Regions from separate parts of the Homo sapiens genome. Here regions 1 and 2 are each linked to region 3. The links are chromatin loops, found by intact Hi-C in ENCODE. Cell type or tissue: heart right ventricle. All regions are shown on one strand. Region 1 overlaps MAP4 (microtubule associated protein 4). Region 2 overlaps DHX30 (DExH-box helicase 30). Region 3 overlaps MAP4 (microtubule associated protein 4).

Region 1 (2,500 bases), 110 kb after region 3:
ACTAGAAATTGGTTTTCTAGATTAGAATTTATCTGTCCTTGTAATTTTCAGAAAATGACACTGCCAGGCAGCCCTGCCTATGGGTCATACAGTTCACATACCTACCAAGTATATTTCCCTATATTATTCTCAGTAGTTATTTTAAAATTTTAGGACTTTTGACAATATGTTAATATTAATGGCATTTCAGGCCAGGCATGGTGGTTCATGCCTGTAATCCCAGCACTTTGGGAGGCTGAGGTGGGTGGATCACTTGAAGTCAGGAGTTTGAGACCAGCCTGGCCAACATGGTGAAACCCTGTCTCTACTAAAAATACAGAAATTAGCTGGGTGTGGTGGTGCATGCTTGTAATCTAGCTACTTGGGAGGCTGAGGCAGGAGAATTGTTTGAATGGGGAGACAGAGGTTGCAGTGAGCCGAGATCGCAGCATTGCACTCCAGCCTGGGTGACAGATCAAGACTTTGTCTCAAAAAATAAAATGGCATTTCAGTGGGGTTTTTTTATTTTTCTTATACTTAACATTGTACATCTTTTCATAGTTTCAAAAAACTTTGTATCTCTTTTCTATAAAGTCTGTTCATATTGTTTTGCATTTTCCCAGTGGATTATTGGCCTTTGTAGCAGTTACTGATTTGTGGGAGTAATTTATAGAATAAGCTCTTTGTCTTTGGTATGAGGGTCAAGTATTTTTTCTGTTTGTCATTTGCCTTTTGACTTTTATTATAGTGTTTTGTCTTATTTTGTTTTTTGCCACATTGAAGTTTTTTATTTTTCTTTAGTCAAACTTATCTCTTGTGGCCTCTTGACTTTGTGCCAGTTAGAAATGCCTTCCCCCACAGCAAGGTTATACATTTCACAGTATTTTAATGCTCTCAGGTATAGTCCTATTGAAATCCAGAGTAACCTCTCCACAGAGAGGAGGCTATGTTGCCTTAGGCAGGAGACTTTATTTCTGGCCCTGAGTCTGGTTCCATGGGTCTCCTTGGCCTTGTTGAAAATCTGGGTCACTGTTAGAACTGGATCAGGTTAATCTCACATCCTCCATAAAGTGGTTCTTTATAGGGAAAGGAAGGAAAGGGAGTCATTGAATGATCTTCTGGCTCTTATCCCATCTCACAGCAACCTTTATTCCAAAGATAGACTGGTAGAAGAGGTTTTTGTCCTATTGCTTGGAGAGCTAGTGGTTGGAAGACAGAGTCCCTTTGGTCTCTAGGGAAGGGAAACCAAACTTAAAGGACCATTTTTTTCCACTGATCATTTGTGCATGTGTCCCTTAGACTGCTTCTCCACAGGGTCAGGCTCTCTGAATCTGAGGAATCTAAAACTGTCCTCCATCACAATGAGAACTTGGGAGGCTTGTCCACATTTCAGCAGCACAACCCTGTGGACTTTTTTCAGAATGAAGTGCTAGTTAGTGGTCTGTCTTTGCTAAACCTTGTATTTTCAAAATGGGCATGTAAAATGTTTGCTTAGCATAATTCCCACTCACCCTCTCCCCTTAGGAATAGCCAGGCCAGAAGAAGGAAGGCCTGTGGTGAGTGGGACAGGAAATGACATCACCACCCCACCGAACAAGGAGCTCCCACCAAGCCCAGAGAAGAAAACAAAGGTAGGTGCCAGAATGGTGGTTATCTTCTACTGCCATAATTTTTAAACGGAGTATCTTCTGCTGTTATTGCTTGAATCACGAATGAAATTTCTTTTTTCTGAGCTGTTATTGTCCTTCCTCATGTTTGGACATGCTTAGAAAATATCTTGTATTCTCATTTACCACAGTGGCCTAAACCAACTTTAAAATCTCAGCCTTTGACCCTATTATCTTATATATCTGTAAAAAATGTTCTGTAGAGGCCGGGCATGGTGGCTCATGCCTGTAATCTCAGCACTTTGGGAGGCCAAGGCGGGCGGATCACATCAGGAGATGGAGACCATCCTGACCAACATGGTGAAATCCCATCTCTACTAAAAATACTAAAATTAACTGGGCGTGGTGATGCATGCCTGTAATCCCAGCTACTCAGGAGGCTGAGGCAGGAGGATTGCTTGAACCAAGGAGTTGGAGGTTGCGGTGAGCCGAGATCATGCCACTGCACTGGGCTCCATCTCAAAAAAAAAAAAAAAAGTTCTGTAGAGATTGTTTCAACTTCCCTTAACAACAACAAAAAGGACAATTGCAAAAATATTCTGAAATAAATTCTGAATTATTTACTATTATCTCAGCGTTAGATGAAAGAAAAAAAAAGATTCTGAAATATCCATTCATGAAAAGAGAATGCAGATTTTGAAGGTGGATCATATAGCTTCAGATGCATAACTAGTACTTATTGCAAAGTTCAAAAGCCACACTGTAGGCTGTGGCTGCTATTGTCCCATCAAGATACAGGTAGTTTCAGCATGTTGTCCAGGGTCTTCAAAAAATTAAAAAGTTATTAAAAAAAATACAGGTAATAATGGCTGAATCACCTCCTGATGCTTTTCTTTTAGAATAGCCACCAAAAG
Region 2 (2,500 bases), 150 kb after region 3:
AATAACTTGAAATGTTAAAGCTATTTATACAAAAATATGATTTTAAATGTGTTATAGCTTCATGCTTTTCTACAGAAAATATAAATTAAACATTGCCTAAGTCTCTAGCATGTACGCAGCAACATGTTGGCCACCTAAGCATCATCAGGAGAGACAAGACCTGGTCCTTGCCCTCAAGCAGTTCGGAATATAAGAGGCAGTTAGCCAGGGGTGGTGGTATGTGCCTGTAGTCCCAGAGACTTGGGAGGCTGAGGCAAGAGGATCACTTGAGGCCTACAGATCGAGGCTGCAGTGAGCCATGATCACACCACTGAACTCCAGCCTGGGTGACAGAGCAAGACCCTATCTCCAAAAACAAACAAACAAACAAACAAGGAATCTAAGCAGCAGAAGAGAAATGCAGATGGCCAGGGTCTAAGGAACAAAGACGTGGGTGAGATGAGTGAGCAGCTGGGAGAACAGGAGCAACTGCAAAGAAAGCACAGGTTGCAGGAGCTGCCACTGGGAGTGGTAAAGGCGACAAAGTCTGCGGGACAGCAAGAACAAGGCCTGTCAGGTGAACATCAGGGCCATGTGACAGCAGACAGCACGGGCCACGGGCCAGGAACCTCTCTACAGTGAGCTTTCAATCCCACCCAACTCATGACAAGCTGGAGAGTGACCATGGCCTGCCTTCATAAAACTTTCTCCTTGGGTTTTTGAGATAATTAAATTTAATTTTAAAAATTCTATTCACAACAGTAACAAAAACCATCACCTACCTAAGGTGAACTAAGGTGGGTCAGAAAGGTATGGACTAAGCACACAACTTGGCAAAAGGATGTAAATCCATGGAGATATATGTTCCTGGATGATAGAACTTTTATGTGTGAGGAGACAAAAACCTCTTAAATTAATCCATAAATTGAACACAATTCCAATCAAAGTCTGCAGAGGCTTCTTATTAAGCATTTGACAAACCAATTCTAAAGTCTGTCTATTAAGAATAGACGCGTGAAAACCGCAGGATTATGGGACAGACGATGGGGCCAAGGTATGCCACACACACATTCGCGAACCCTTGGGGCAGGGCCCGATCCAAGGCTCAGCTGCCACACTTTTGCGTCACCGCCTCCCTTCTGACAAGAATGCCTCTGGTTCCACAGAGCAGCAATACAAGCATCCCTCCTTGGCCTGGCTTCCCCAGCAGGACAGCACCGTTCTCCCCCTGCCTTTGCAACCACTCTTTCACTAGACCAGAGGATCTCGTCCCCACAGGCTCACTGCTGGTCCTGGCCATGCTCCCACACCGGTCCTGAGCTGTACCAACATCCACCAGCCACTGTTCTTGCCATAACCTAGGCGCCAACCCATTGCTCGTCCACAGCTCCCCCTGCTGGCGCATGCTGCCCCTCCAACCCATTCTCCCTCCCACCTCCTCAACTGTCCAGGAGCTGTCCGTGCAACTTCTCTAATACCTTTTTGTTGTTGTTCCTTTTTAGAGACAGAGTCTCACTCTGTCACCCAGGCTGGAGTGCAATGGCATCATCTCGGCTCACTGCAACCTCTGCCTGCCAGGTTCAAGCGATTCTCCTGCCTCAGCTTCCTGTGTAGCTGGGATTACAGGCGTACGCCACCAGGCCCGGCTAATTTTTGTATTTTTAGTAGAGATGGGGTTTCACCATGTCGGCCAGGCTGCTCTCGAGCTCCTGACCTTGTGATCCACCCGCCTCAGCCTCCCAAAGTGCTAGGATTACAGGCCCTCATGCCTGGCCCTCTAATACCGTTGAAGAAACCTCCTCCACAGCTGCCGCTGGTATTCTCTTCCATCCAGTGTCCCTGTCTCTGGTCTTGCCAAAAACTACTGCTGTCAGTGATTTTCCCTAAAAGCAAACTTGGCTGTGTCATTCTATCAATTACCACTAGTCAGAAGCCCTGGCAGCCACAGGATCAAATCATTCTGCCCCTGTGACAGTGAAGGCCCTGGAGTTCTAGCTCCTCCCTGCCCGTCTACCGCATGGCCCAGCAGGCAGACCCACATTCATTCTCATTCCCCATAGCCACGCATATTCACCCGGGCTCTAAGCCACATTGGCCTGAGTCTGGAGTGCCTTGCTCCAGCCCTCGGCCCTGGCAAGGACCATTCTTCAAGAATAAGCCTCTTCTATTTAGGAGGCTGGGGTGCATTTATGTCCTCCCGTGGACACCTTCTTCTTGGCTGTGGCTGCTGACTCAGTCCCCTTTGTGCTGCCAGCACGTCTCACCAAGCCTATGGGCAATGCAGAAAAAGACATCTGATTTGGGGGGAAAGGGAAACGCTGAAGAACTGGGAGTACAGCTATTAGAGAATAAAAGGCTGAGTTCTAGAATAAAAAACAACTCCTATAACCACAACAAGATCTCATCTCACACCCATTAGGATCGCTATGATCAAAAAAACAAAAACAACTAGGCTGGGCACGGTGGCTCACACCTGTAATCCCAGCACTTTGGGAGGCAGGCAGATCGCGAGGTCAGGAGT
Region 3 (2,500 bases):
CCTAGGCTGGAGTGCAGTGGCACAATCATAGCTTACTGCAACATCTAACGTAACTCCTGGGCTCAAACGTTCCTCCTGCCTCAGGCTCCTGAATAGCTTGGACTACAGGTGCGCGTGCCTTGCTTATCCTTTTATTTTTATAGCGACAGTCAGACTGTGTTCCTCTGGCTGGTCTGGAACTCATGGCCTCAAGCGATCCTCCTGCCTTAGCCTCCCAAAGCACTGGGATTACAGGTGTGAGCCACCACACCCAGCCTAGTGCTCTCGATATGTTCTTACAACAGGCTTAGTTAGGCCAACCAGTGGAAGTTTATCAACCATTTTCTTGCCTCTAGATATAGAAGGGACGGTTGAGTAGGTTACACATAATAGAACTCTTTGAACAATGGTGTTTTATTTCCTTTAATTCTTACATGTCCACCCTAATTGTCTTCAACTTATAAAATGAGAAGTAAGAAAGCAGGGTTGCTTTTATGGCATTTATGACAAAGTAGGAAAATTGCTTTTTTCTCTAAGTATGATTTCTGCCTTCATGCCTGGCAACACAAGAACCCCCCGACCTTTATTCCTTTTCTTTGGATCTACTATACTCATTTCCTTTTGCACTTCAACTTATTCTTGCTTCTACAAGTATTTTATCTTAGCATTGCCTGTGTAAACCATCTAAATACCAATACCTAGAAATAAAATTGGTGTCAAACTCTTCTTCTAAAATGCCTATCACCTTGGGAAACAATTCTCAAATACTTTTTCAGGATATGTGTACTACTTGTTTTGCACCACGGCTGTAATAAGAAAAAAATAAAAAGAAAATTATGTACTTCCTGACTTTTTTCCTTAAAAAATGGTGTTTTCCTTAATTGTTCATTATCAGCATTATATGGCCCTATTTTCTAGGTGAGGGAGACAAAAGATAGAACCCTTTCTCTTAGATGTGAATGACGAAGCAAACATCTGTGACTCTTGTTCTTTCAGATGATCATCTAGCACAGTATTGACCCTCAGACACAAATAGCACATTTATGGAACAAGTCACTTAATTTTTCTGTTCTCTGTGTGATTAAATAGTTCTTCTTCTGAAGTCGAGAAAATGCTTTCTCCTCAACATTCCATAAGGCCTTTGAAGCTAAAAGCTTATTCCCATAGAATAAGAAGTTAACACAGGGCAATGGCCTGGCTAAGTTTTTTGCATTTTTAGTAAAGACAAGGTCTCACTGTGTTGCCTGGACTGGACTGGTTTTGAACTGCTGGGCTCAAGTGATCCTCCTGCCTTGACTTCCCATAGTGCTGGGATTACAGGTGGGAGACACCGTACCCTGCCACACACCAGCAGTCTGTTTTAACAAGCCATAATAGGTGACTCGGATACACATGCATGATTGAGAAACACTAATCCATGGAAAAGGGCCTAAGTGACAACTATTAATAGATACTGCAGAATTTCTCCTTAATACACTGGTATTTCTTTTGCAGAAAATTGCAACCAGCTTAATTGGCCAGTAGAGGGCAGTGTTGGCATGGGTCTGACAGCACCAGAGGGTTCCCTTGCATTGAGACCTGGCTGTTTTGCCCAAGGCTGACTCACAGCACACATGCCTTCTCAGGTTCTTGCTACTTCTCTGCCAAGCTGATTTGCCTGCTGTGGGAATCTGACATCTCCTGGGGAGAGGGAATCAACAAAATAAAGTAAATTTGAATATCTTTATATCTCAGAGAATGTGATTAGTTTCTAAAAAAAAAAAGTGTGCTATTTTCGATGCTGTGTGTATTTCACTGAGAAAGTTTTCATTTCATGAAATGGGGGTTCTCTGGGGAAGTCAGTCAGTGAGAAAACACATTATAGCATCTTTTGAATTAGGACTTTTCCAGTAATGTGCAGTATGATTAGGGTCCAGTATGTCTTATCTGGCAGGGAAATATACAAGCCTTTTTTCTACTTGTCAACCTTATTGTTTTTAGTGTTGTTACGTTGTTTTTATTCTCTCCTGGGCTTATATTTTTAGATTGTGAGGTGTTGTATGTATAGTAGAATCCAGCTTCTCTTCTTCCTTTCTAACCTCTTCTTGCTTTCATTTTATTTTATTCTAGTAAAGTTTCTTGATCAGCCTACAGTTATTCTATAGGTGGTTGATAGATAAATTTACAGTTGGTCAACATATAGTTAATAACAGTGAGAATAACAATAGCTAATAACAGTGAGAATAACAATTACTATTTAGCACTGTACAGTTGACATCCTGTATTACTGCATTTAGTCCCACTTCCCAGGTGAAGCTTAAGTATTAGAAATGAGAAGGTTGCATTTGATCATTTAGTTAATAATGACAGCACAACCTGAACCCAGATCTTCTAATCTCACTTTTATTTTTATTAAACAATTAAAACAATATTTTTTAAATAGAGATGTGGTCTTGCTATATTGCCCAGGTTGGTCTCAAACTCCTGGCCTCAAGCAGCCCTTCCGCCTAGGCCTCCCAAAGTGCTGGGATTACAGACATGA

The links. Peaks named below come from ENCODE experiments on the same cell type or tissue, not always from the same donor. Only the 100,000 strongest peaks of a DNase experiment are listed, where the experiment ranks them.
Region 1: a loop joins it to region 3, with 2.5 times the contacts of the local background. A loop is called at or near these places in 7 of 110 quality-filtered maps.
Region 2: a loop joins it to region 3, with 4 times the contacts of the local background. A loop is called at or near these places in 91 of 110 quality-filtered maps.

What each region holds. Positions count from the first base shown.
Region 1 is chr3:47,876,527-47,879,026 of GRCh38, reverse strand. It overlaps MAP4 (microtubule associated protein 4), which reads left to right. Exons shown (of 21, transcript NM_001385682.1): 11 at 1,504-1,610. Among named protein-coding and RNA genes, the nearest start is that of MIR1226, 28 kb to the right of the region's middle. In heart right ventricle, no CTCF peak of the experiment used is centred here; no DNase peak of the experiment used is centred here; H3K27ac peaks cover 2,022 bases.
Region 2 is chr3:47,836,741-47,839,240 of GRCh38, reverse strand. All of the region lies in intron 6 of DHX30 (DExH-box helicase 30), which reads right to left. Among named protein-coding and RNA genes, the nearest start is that of MIR1226, 12 kb to the left of the region's middle. RefSeq lists an enhancer at 824-1,642. In heart right ventricle, a CTCF peak has its summit at 1,368 (motif pointing left); a DNase peak (open chromatin) is centred at 1,370.
Region 3 is chr3:47,989,145-47,991,644 of GRCh38, reverse strand. The region is part of intron 2 of MAP4 (microtubule associated protein 4); the gene reads left to right. Among named protein-coding and RNA genes, the nearest start is that of MAP4, 26 kb to the left of the region's middle. In heart right ventricle, a CTCF peak has its summit at 1,499 (motif pointing right); a DNase peak (open chromatin) is centred at 1,534; H3K27ac peaks cover 1,279 bases.